Regions from separate parts of the Homo sapiens genome. Here region 2 is linked to region 1. Evidence: read pairs that join two places in POLR2A ChIA-PET (ENCODE). Cell type or tissue: OCI-LY7. All regions are shown on one strand. Links, peaks and the distances in the headings refer to the core of each region. The heading gives the core; the rest is flanking DNA.

The links. Peaks named below come from ENCODE experiments on the same cell type or tissue, not always from the same donor. Only the 100,000 strongest peaks of a DNase experiment are listed, where the experiment ranks them.
Region 2: POLR2A ChIA-PET joins it to region 1 with 6 read pairs; 3 of 35 experiments call an interaction of 5 or more read pairs at or near these places.

The regions. Positions count from the first base shown.
Region 1 is chr18:8,909,437-8,914,814 of GRCh38, reverse strand. No RefSeq gene overlaps it. Among named protein-coding and RNA genes, the nearest start is that of NDUFV2, 190 kb to the left of the region's middle. In OCI-LY7, for the core only: a CTCF peak has its summit at 1,859; DNase peaks (open chromatin) are centred at 1,954, 2,294 and 2,994; H3K4me3 peaks cover 4,306 bases; H3K27ac peaks cover 4,831 bases.
Region 2 is chr18:9,005,173-9,010,550 of GRCh38, reverse strand. No RefSeq gene overlaps it. Among named protein-coding and RNA genes, the nearest start is that of NDUFV2, 95 kb to the left of the region's middle. In OCI-LY7, for the core only: no CTCF peak of the experiment used is centred there; DNase peaks (open chromatin) are centred at 2,210 and 3,240; H3K4me3 peaks cover 286 bases; H3K27ac peaks cover 2,887 bases.

The DNA of each region.
Region 1 (5,378 bases), core at 102-5,101:
TCTGATGGCCAACCCACCTCTAATGCACATGCCAGTCTATCTTACACAAAGTTTTAAGTTTTCCTGGTGTCATAGTACTCCATAGTCTCCCTTAAATCCTTTCTTGAAATTTTTCAACATAGTTCATAGTGGGATGGGCTGACTTTGTGTCTGACCTATGCTTCTTTGAGACAAAACAACACACTCACACCACACACACACCACAAAACAAAGAACGGGTGAAAAGGGCACACACACTTTTACAGTTTACACCAAACCAGAATCAAAACCAAAATCGGAGTATCAAGAAATCCAAGCCAGGTCAAAACCAAAACCAAAGTATCAAGTAATCCAAGTCAAGTCAAAAACAAAAACCAAAGTGCTGGTACAGGCACGCCGTAGGTGATCAGGTCACCTTTCCACCCAAATGGAGTGGGCAAGTTCCAAAGACTAGTCTTACCAAGTTTTAGATGTCTGGACTCCAAGTGCCAGTTCCTTCCCGGTGTTCAGCCACTGCGTTGATCCTCCATGGGGGCCTGCCACGTGCTCCTCTGGCAAGGTGTTCCACTGGGGCAATTGCCTACCCAGGAGCGCTCTCAGGATCCATGTTGCTCAAGCTGGCCAGAGTCCCCCTCAGGGATGCTCCACAGGGCAGGCCTAAGCTGCCTAAGGGGCTGCCTTGACCATCTGTTAATCACCTCGCTTCCTGGTCAGGGAACCAAGAAATGTAGCAGGAGAAGCCACAGACAAAATCCCTCAGACACCGAGTTAAAGAAGGAAGGGCTTTATTCAGCTGGGAGCTTCGGCAAGACTCACGTTTCCAACAACCGAGCTCCCTGAGTGAGAAATTCCTGTCCCTTTTAAGGGCTCACAACTCTAAGGGGGTCCGTGTGGGAGGGTCATGATTGATTGAGCAAGCATGGGGTACGTGACTGGGGGCTGCATGCACCAATAATTAGAACAGAACAGAACAGGATAGGGATTTTCACAGTGCTTTTCTATACAATGTCTGTAATCTATAGATAACATAACCGATTAGGTCAGGGGTCTATCTTTAACTACCAGGCCCAGGGTGTGGCGCCGGGCTATCTGCTTGTGGATTTCATTTCTGCCTTTTAGTCTTTACTTCTTCTTTCTTTGGAGGCAGAAATTGGGGATAAGACAATATGAGGGGTGGTCTCCTCCCTTATTCTGAGTAGCTGGGATTACAGGCATGCACCACCATGCCCAGCTAATTTTTGCATTTCTAGTAGAGACAGGGTTTCACTTAAAATTTTTAGTGTATAAATAGGAAGGCTGAGTGTGGTGGCTGATGCCTATAATCCTAGCATTTGGGGAGACCAAGGCTGGAGGATCTCTTGAAACCAAGAGTTCGAGACTACCCTAGGCAAAATAGCTGGAACTCATCTCAATAAAAAAATTTAGCTGGATGTAGTGGCTCACACCTGTAGTCCCAGCTACTAGGGAGGCTAAGGAAGGAAGATCACTTGAGCCCAGGAGTTCAAGGCTGCAATGAGCTACGATTGTGGCACTGCATTCTAGTCTGGGAAACAGAACGAGACCTTAACTCTTAAAAAATAAAAAAAAAGAATGGGGAAAGTTGAACTTCTAAAAATAACCCCATATGGATATACTTGTCAGATCTGCTAAGTATTTCTACTCATAAGGGCGTAACTATCCTTTTTCTCACTCATACATATATTTAAACACTAAATTAGTCAATGCTACTAGGCCTGCCTTTTATTTCCCAGAATAGTGTTTGTTTGGAGAAAATCTAGAGGTATCTGACTTTTACAATAAAATGCAAAAACAAAGCATTCTTAAGCCACTCAGTGTTTTAAAAAAGAATGAAACAACCAAACACAACTGTGGTCTTTGGCTAACTTTCTAGAGAGAAGAAAACAAGCCATCTGCCGGTAACAGGCGGCTCTGGGGATGGCTGATCACAGGGCCGAATGAAATATTCGTAGTAATTAGTGGCAGCACCAAAATAGAAACTTCAGCAGTGCTTTTCCTGTTGTTATGGTGACAGCCCCCCAACAGCCCACCTCCCCGCAAAGACCCTGGCTTGGTGCATTCTGTGGCCTTCCATCTGGTGCCCTCCCATTGAATGCAGAGAAACTAAACTGACTGCTCATTTGTCCCCTCGAGGTTGTGTGTGTGTGCCGGGCTGCCAGGAGGAGGAGGGCGTGGACTGGAAGATTCCACAGGGCTGGGCCAAGGCTGTCCCCTGTGCTCAGCCAGAGCGACAGGAGAGCAGCTGATAGCCCAGGCTGCCAGACAGGTGCTGTCAAGGGGCCGAAAACTCACTGATGTCAGGAGACGGCACCCGGGTAATGATGAATGAGGCCTGGCCTGTGACAAACAGGCTCTTAACCTGCCGGTGTGGCAGGAGGAAGTGCTCCCTAGGGCTTCAAGTTACCTGAACAGCCCACACATTTGTCCCCTCTTGTTGAGCAATTTCCGTAGGTCCTTCAGAAGTTGTTAGGTGTCAACATTCTTGTTGCTCTGCTAAAAATCTAAGAATTTGGCCAAAAAGTCTGGTTTGCTCCTGCTCAAAGATTGAAGAAATAGAAATTGGGCTGCTTATTTTCCTTAGTCTTATTCATTTTGGAGCTCAATGTTTAAAACATTGATTTGAGCATCAATATTACATGCTGTTGTCAATGCCGTCTCTCTGGAGTCCCCAGGGACTGCAAATTGAGGAAACTGTTTAGGACGTAGCTTCTCTGTCAAGGCACCAGGAAGTATGGAGGTGGCACAAAAAAGTGCTTTGGAAAAAACGTGAGCTGCACTTAGGAAAAGGGTTTGATTTGCCATGGCATAAGTCTAAGTTTTTGGATATTTTATTCCCTTAATAAATCTTTCTTATATTTTGCTACCCTGTGGTCTGGAGTATTTGTGTAATGGATAGAGTTGATATAATTTGTCTGCTGCCCAGTGAGGCGATCTCATGACATTTCTGGGTAAAGGCTGCTGACAGGAAACACACATTTTCTTCTTTTTTTTTTTTTCTAGAGACAAGGTCTCATCCTGTCACCTAGCCTGGAGTGCAGTCATACAATCACAGCCTACTGCAGCCTCAAACTGAAGGGCCTAAGTGATCCTCCTACCTCCGCCTCCTAAGTAGCTGGGATTTCAGGTGTACACCATCACACCTGGCTAATGCTTTATTTTAATTAATTTTTGTAGAGCTGGGGTCTGGCTATGTTGCCCAGGCTGGTCTCAAACTCCTGGCCTCAAACAATCCTCCCACCTTGGCCTCCAAAACTGCTGGGATTACAAGCATGAGCCATTGTGCCTGGCCTTAGGAATATAGGCTTTCAAGTCACACCAGTCCCTATTTATATAAACCACAGCCTCAGGGTTTGCAAAGTAGGTGGCTGTCAGTTTTTCTTTCCCAGAGCCTACCTGGGGGTTGATAATCTGCACATAGGCTGGACACAGTCCTGTGAAACAGAATCATTTTGGGTAGCAATTTACTGGATTATAGACTGTTAGAGCTGGATGCTCTCAGGGGTTATCAAGTCACATTTGTCAGAAAAGCAAATGGGTCAGTGAACTGCTGCTTACAGGCAGAGCAGGGCTTGGGGTCCTAGCACCTCCCTCCATCCCAAAGCCCTCTATAGTCTAATTTAATTAGAGATGTTTGCACATGTGTAGTGTATGTGTGGAGGGGTGGAGGGTAGGTGTGTCGGGTGGACTAAAAAGAAAATAGATGTGGCAAATTCTGGTCTAGTAGGAAAGATGAGACACAGGAATATGTCCCAGCTGGAGAGTATTCTAAGGCTGATGAGAAGCACATGTGGTGTCATGTGGCCCTCTCCTTGGTGGGTCCCCTGTATCATGCTGAAGAAAAATAGTAACAGCCATAGGTTCTTAGTTGGAACAGACTTCAATTACAAAAGACAGAGTAACAAGAAAAAAAACCCAAAAGTTTATTCACATGTTTGTTTCAGATACACTTGGAGTCACTCAGAAATTGAGTAGTTCTCAAAGAAGTGGCTTTGATTTCAGCTTATATAGCATCCTCAACAAAGAACACTAAATTCGTTTAAAAGTGAAAGCAAGTTTGTTAGAGAAGTAAAGAAACAGAAGAATGCCTCCTCAATAGAACAGCAGTATGAACTGCCTGACTGAATATACTTATGGTTTTTGTTTTTATTATATGCTAAATAAGGGGTGGGCAATTCATGGGTTTTCCAGGAAAGGAGTAGGGAATTCCCAGAGCTGAGCGTTCCTCCCCCTTTTAGACTATATAGGGCAACTTCTGAACATTGCCATGGCATCTGTAAACTATCATGGTGCTTTTAGCATGCTAATGTGTTATAGGTAGTGTATAATGAGCAGTGAGGATGACCAGAGGTCACTTTTGTCACCCTCTTCATTTTGGTGCAATTTGGCCTGCTTCTTTTCTGCATTCTGTTTTGTCAGCAGAATCTGTATGACCTGTATCTTGTGATACCAGTCCTGCCAACCTCCTATCTCATCCTGTGACTAAGAATGCTTAACCTCCTATGAATACGGTGCAACGAGTCTTAGCTTTATTTTAACCAGCTTCTACTCAAGATGGAGTTCCTCTGGTTTGAACACCTCTAACATACTTCCCCCCTCCCTTTTAAAAGGGGACTCTCAATCCTAAGGGTTGCAGAGGGATGAAGATCCATCTTCTGTAACTTCTTCAGGCTGAATGGGGCAATGATATTCCCGCCTAACTATTGGGGTCTCTTATATCCAGGGTAGAGAGGAGCTCAGTCAGAAAGTGTTGGTATGCTGAGGGCCATTCATAACTCTGAGTTCTGACAAAAGGTGATATCTGGAAGATCAATGTGTTCAATTTAAGAAAACATTGAGTAAGCTTATCTTGCATTTCTAAACAAAGAGTATAACAGCAATATAGTCCACAACAGTAAGCAAAATAAGTAAGATGATCCCAAGTGAACTAAATAAGAAGGCTTTCCATTAACTGGGTAGTTGTTGGAACCAAGCTGATATGAGGTTGCTAGCTGATTCCAATACACGGCCAGAATTAGAATACTGATCCAGATTTTTGTGTTACACATCTCCCTTATTTCTTTTCAGCAACAGCTGGAGATCACTGGTTGGTTCACAGAAACAAAGTGGGTCAGCCTAAATTGCAGGAAAAAAATAAAAAACAATGGACAAGACCAGAATGTAACAACAGGTGTACCATAGTCTTTTTAAACAAATTTTCTCTCTCCAACCCCCATTTTTATTAAAAACAAATCATGGTAGACTGATTTGTTTGCAAGATAAGTTTTAACCTGACTACATTTGGCCTGATTATTTGTATAAAGTGCATCAAGAATAATTATTCACCATACAGGCCTTTTTAAAATTGGCTTTGATGGAACTTTGTTCTACAAGGAATCTCAGAT
Region 2 (5,378 bases), core at 171-5,170, 96 kb before region 1:
AGGTGGCTTACTGAGATCCAAGAGTACAGCGAGGAGGAATAAAATTAAAGTGGAAGAGAAAAGGAAAGGAAAAACAAGAATGAAGATATTAAATGAAGCTTGCAGTTAATTTTAAAAAGTGCACAGATAGGCCATAATGCTGATACTTCATTTTTCTTTCTCTGCTAGACGAGAGAAACCTGATAAATTTGCACAGGGACAGATGCTCAGGGGAAAGGAAAGAGCTCTGCCTTGCACTTGTACAGAAAGGAAACAAGGCAGCAGAGGCAAGACCAATGGAGAGTACGGCAGCAAGACAGAAAGGGGCAGAAGGCGACAGAACATGCACGCTGGGGACATGGAAATTTCTAGAAAGAAGGCGCAAGCAGGCACGATTTCGGCCAATCCTAGTTGGTCTGCTGTGGTAGTGGGATGACTTACTGGATATGAAAGATTGGAGGAAAAGACACCAAAATGGTCTTGTCTGACCTCAATACCACCCTATATTTTTATTTTACTGTATGGTTTATAGAATGTTTCACACATATTCTTATTACAGACTTGATTTTTCACATTTAAGTAGCCAACACTACAAAATATTGTCAAGCCTTTTTTTTTTTTTTTTTTTTTTTTTTTGGCTGGGCAGCTTTATTGTAGGCATGCATATTATTTGTAATAAGGTTCATGAATTATTGAAGGGTAGGGGGGTGCAGTGTGGTCTCTTAGAAAAGGCATTGTTTTGGAGTCTGAAGAACCTGGATTTAAAATTTAGCTCTTCAACTTGATAGATGAGTATGAGTGACTTTAATTTATCTAGAAAATGAAGATGTAACCCACATATCTCTTATCCAGGATATGCTTCATAAATGCTAGCTATTGCTGAAAATGGTTTATAATATCCCCATTACTTACTTTTTTTTTTTTAGACAGAGTTTCACTCTTGTTGCCCAGGTTGGAGTGCAATGGCACGATCTCGGCTCACTGCAACCTCTGCCTCCCAGGTTCAAGCGATTCTCCTGCCTTAGCCTCTTGACTAGCTGGGATTACAGGCGTGCGCTATCACACCAGCTAATTTTTTGTATTTTCTTAGTAGAGACAGGGTTTCGCCTTGTTGGTCAGGCTGGTCTTGAACACCTGACCTCAGGTGATCTGCCCACTTTGGTCTCTCAAAGTGCTGGGATTACAGGCATGAGCCACCATGCCCCGCCCCCCGTTACTTCTTTTTAGGACCCAAGGTTGGGGACCATTAGTCTATGTGCAGTCGTGCCTTGTTATCTGTGGGGGACTGGTTCCAGGAACTGTTGGTATAATGCCTACGTGACATAGCTGAATTTCTCCTTTGCTCTAACTCTGCTTATCTTTAAGAAACAGGACACCGGCGATAAAAAGTTCCCTTTGTAACCAGACCAGCTGAGACCAGTTACAAAGCCTACCCCAGGTATCCGACCAGATGACTTCAAAAAGACCTCAGGCTTCATTATAATCTAATTTCCATGCTAAATGACACTTCCACCAGTGTCATGACGGTTGCCAGTCCCCGTGACAATGACCAGAAGGAGCCATAAAAGGACAAAAACAAGGGAGCCCCTCATTCCAAGAAGTGTACCGCCCAGTTCCAGAAAAGACATGGATATTCCTCCTCTTGCTTTTAATGTCCAGCCATCATTAAGGAAACCCTATATGATAACCCCCTCACCCCTCACTAATTGAGAAGTTGATTTGTGAGCCAAGCTCCCGCTTCTCAATTCCATGGCCATCGAATAAAGCCTGCACCACTTGACACTCACTTTCGGTGTTGTGTATTGGTTTCACTGCACCAAACAGGGAAAGACCCCATTTTTGTGGGGGACCAGCTCTGTTGGTAACAGAACCCCCACCGTGAATATCAAAATCTGAGAATCTGAGGATGCTCAAGTCCCTGATATAAAGTAGTATAGCATTTACATGGAACCTATGCACACCTTCCATGCACTTTAAATTATCTTTGGATGACTTATAATACCTAGCATAATGTAAAGGCTTTGTAGAGAGTTGTTGTACTTTATTGTTTAGGCGATAATGATGAGCACAAAACGCCTGCATGTGTTCAGTACAGACACAACCAACAAGTTTTTTTTTTTTTTTAAATACTTTCAGTCTATGGTTGGTGGAATCCACAAATGGGGACCCCACCGGCATGGAGGGCTGACTGTATTTCCTCCTGTACAGACAAGCTACTTCTAGCTGGTGGAGAGGAAATTATTCACTCATAGTGATGTGGTCTAATTTAGTTCTCAAGTTTTTTGACCATGACCTACAATAGGAAATGCATTTACGTTGCTACCCTGTACACACATACTTACCTATAACTGAAAAGAAAAAGTCCTGAAACAGAGTTTTTTTCCATTCTTTTTGTTTGTTTGTTGTTTTTTTTTATTATACTTTAAGTTCTAGGGTACAAGTGCACAATGTGCAGGTTAGTTGCATATGTATACATGTGCCATGCTGGTGTGCTGCACCCATTAACTTGTCATTTACATTAGGTATTTCTCCTAATGCTACCCTTCCCCCTTCCCCCACCCCATGACAGTCCCTGGTGTGTGATGTTCCCCACCCTGTGTCCAAGTGTTCTCATTGTTCAATTCCCACCTATGAGTGAGAACATGGTGGTGTTTGGTTTTCTGTCCTTGCGATAGTTTGCCCAGAATGATGGTTTCCAGCTTCATCCATGTCCCTACAAAGGACATGAACTCATCCTTTTTTATGGCTGCATAGTATTCCATGGTGTATATGTGCCACATTTTCTTAATCCAGTCTATCATTGATGGACATTTGGGTTGGTTCCAAGTCTTTGCTATTGTGAATAGTGCTGCAATAAACGTACGTGTGCATGTGTCTTTATACCAGCATGATTTATAATCCTTTGGGTATATACCCAGTAATGAGATGTCTGGGTCAAATGGTATTTCTAGTTCTAGATCCTTGAGGAATCGCCACACTGTCTTCCACAATGGTTGAACTAGTTTATAGTCCCACGAACAGTGTAAAAGCATTTCTGGCCAGGCACGGTGGCTCACGCCTGTAATTCCAGCACTTTGGGAGGCCAAGGCGGGCAGATCACGAGGTCAGGAGATCGAGACCGTCCTGGCTAACACAGTGAAACCCTGTCTCTACTAAAAATACAAAAAATTAGCCAGATGTGGTTGCAGGTGCCTGTAGTCCCAGCTACTGAGAAGGCTGAGGCAGGAGAATGGCTTGAACCTGGGAGCCGGAGCTTGCAGTGAGCCAAGATCTGCACCACTGCGCTCCAGCCTGGGCGACAGAGTGAGACTCCATCTCAAAAAAAAAAAAAAAAAAAAAAAAAAAAAAAGCGTTGCTATTTCTCCACATCCTCTCCAGCACCTGTTGTTTCCTGACTTTTTAATGATCGCCATTCTAACAGGTGTGAGATGGTATCTCATTGTGGTTTTGATTTGCATTTCTCTGATGGCCAGTGATGATGAGCATTTTTTCATGTGTCTTTTGGCTGCATAAATGTCTTCTTTTGAGAAGTGTCTATTCATATCATTTGCCCACTTTTTGACGGGGTTGTTTGATTTTTTCTTGTAAATTTGTTTAAGTTCTTTGTAGATTCTGGCTGGATATTAGCCCTTTGTCAGATGGGTAGATTGTAAAAATTTTCTCCCATTCTGTAGGTTGCCTGTTCACTCTGATAATAGTTTCTTTTGTGGTGCAGAAGCTCTTTTTTTTTTTTTTTCCATTCTATTTAATGAAAAATGGCTGGTCAAGACTCACTAAATTAATTTCATGACCTACTAGTGGATCTCAGTCTACAGCTTGAAAAATACCTGGTCTAAGCCAGGTGCAGTGGTGTGTGCCTGTAATCCCAGCTGCTACTGGGAGGCTAAGGTGGGAGGATTGCTTGAACCCAGGAGTTTGAGGCTATAGTGCACCATAATCACTCCTGTGAGTAGCCACTGCACTCTAGCCTGGGCAACACAGTGAGAACCCATCTCTGAAAATAAATAATTAATAAATAAAAATTTTAAATAAATTAAACTGAAAACAAAAAGAAACAAAAAACCCACTGATCTAAATAGCCTTGTTCTGTAAATATGTGTGGTGTATATGGATTTAGTTCCATCACAACTTTCAGACCAAGAGTTAATGAGTTATTTCATTTTTAAAAATCAAAGTAAATTAACCCCCAAGTGCCCACTCTCTAGAGATTATTTAAAAAAATATTGGTCAGCATTGTGGTTCTTTCCTGTCACCTTCTTGGGGTCCTGCACCAGTCACAGGGTCTCATGCAACCTGGAATTTTGGGGATGGCCTTTAGTTCTTGGATCTGATTTCTTTTCTTTTTAAGAGACAGGGCCTCCCTCTGTTGCCCATGCTGGAGTGCAGTGGCATGGTCATAGCCCACTGCAGCCTTGAACTCCTGGGTTCAAACAGTCCTCCCACTTCAGCCTCCTGAGCAGCTGGGACTCCATGCCATCATGCCTGGTTAATTTTTAGATTCTGTTGTAGAGACGGGGGTCTCACTATGTTGTCCAGGCTGGTCTTGAGCTCCTGCCCTCAAGCAATCCTCCTGCCTCAGCCTCCCAAAGCTCTAGGATTATAGGTGTGTGCCTGGATGGATCTGGTTTATTGTGGGTTTTAAGAGATAGAGGACAACACTACTCCCATAACAAGCTGGCCCAGACAGGCTTGCTGAGGTGGGACCCAGACCCAGGACACAGCCCCCTAGGTGTAGCATGCAGGCCAGTCCCTGAGATACTGCCCCCACATGGGGTCTGCAGTGCAGCAGGTCCCTCCTTTCCTGGGATTCACTCCTTACTCCCTTCCAGAAATAGGAGAATTTTCTTCTAAGCTACTCTTATTTGCCAAGCAAGTGTGAGAGCATCTTCCCTATCCGGACTATGACTCACTGCTTCTTATCTCTGTCCTGCAGCCCTGGAAGCCCCAGGTCTCCTGGGATCCAATCCTTATATGCCTTGAATGCCCATAGCCAGGGAATAGATGGTTCATGGGCCCATTGTTCCACCTGAATGTGCCATGGAAAGCACAGTCAGCACCCCTGGCTGCTCTCCATAACCAGAGTGGAGAAAAAGGGATCACTGGCGGGCATGGTGGCTCATGCCTGTAATCCCAGCACTTTGGGAGGCTGAGGCAGGCGGATCACTTGAGGTCAGGAGTTCGAGACAAGCCTGGACAACATGGTGAAACCCTGTCTCTATTAAGAAAAATTACAAAAATTAGCCAGGCATGGTGGTGCGTGCCTGTAATCCCAGCTACTCTAGAGACTGAGGCAGGAGAATTGCTTGAATCCAGGAGGTGGAAATTGCAGTGAGCCAAGATGGTGCCACTGCACTCCAGCCTGGGTGACAGAGTGAGACTCTGTCTCAAAAAAAAGAGAT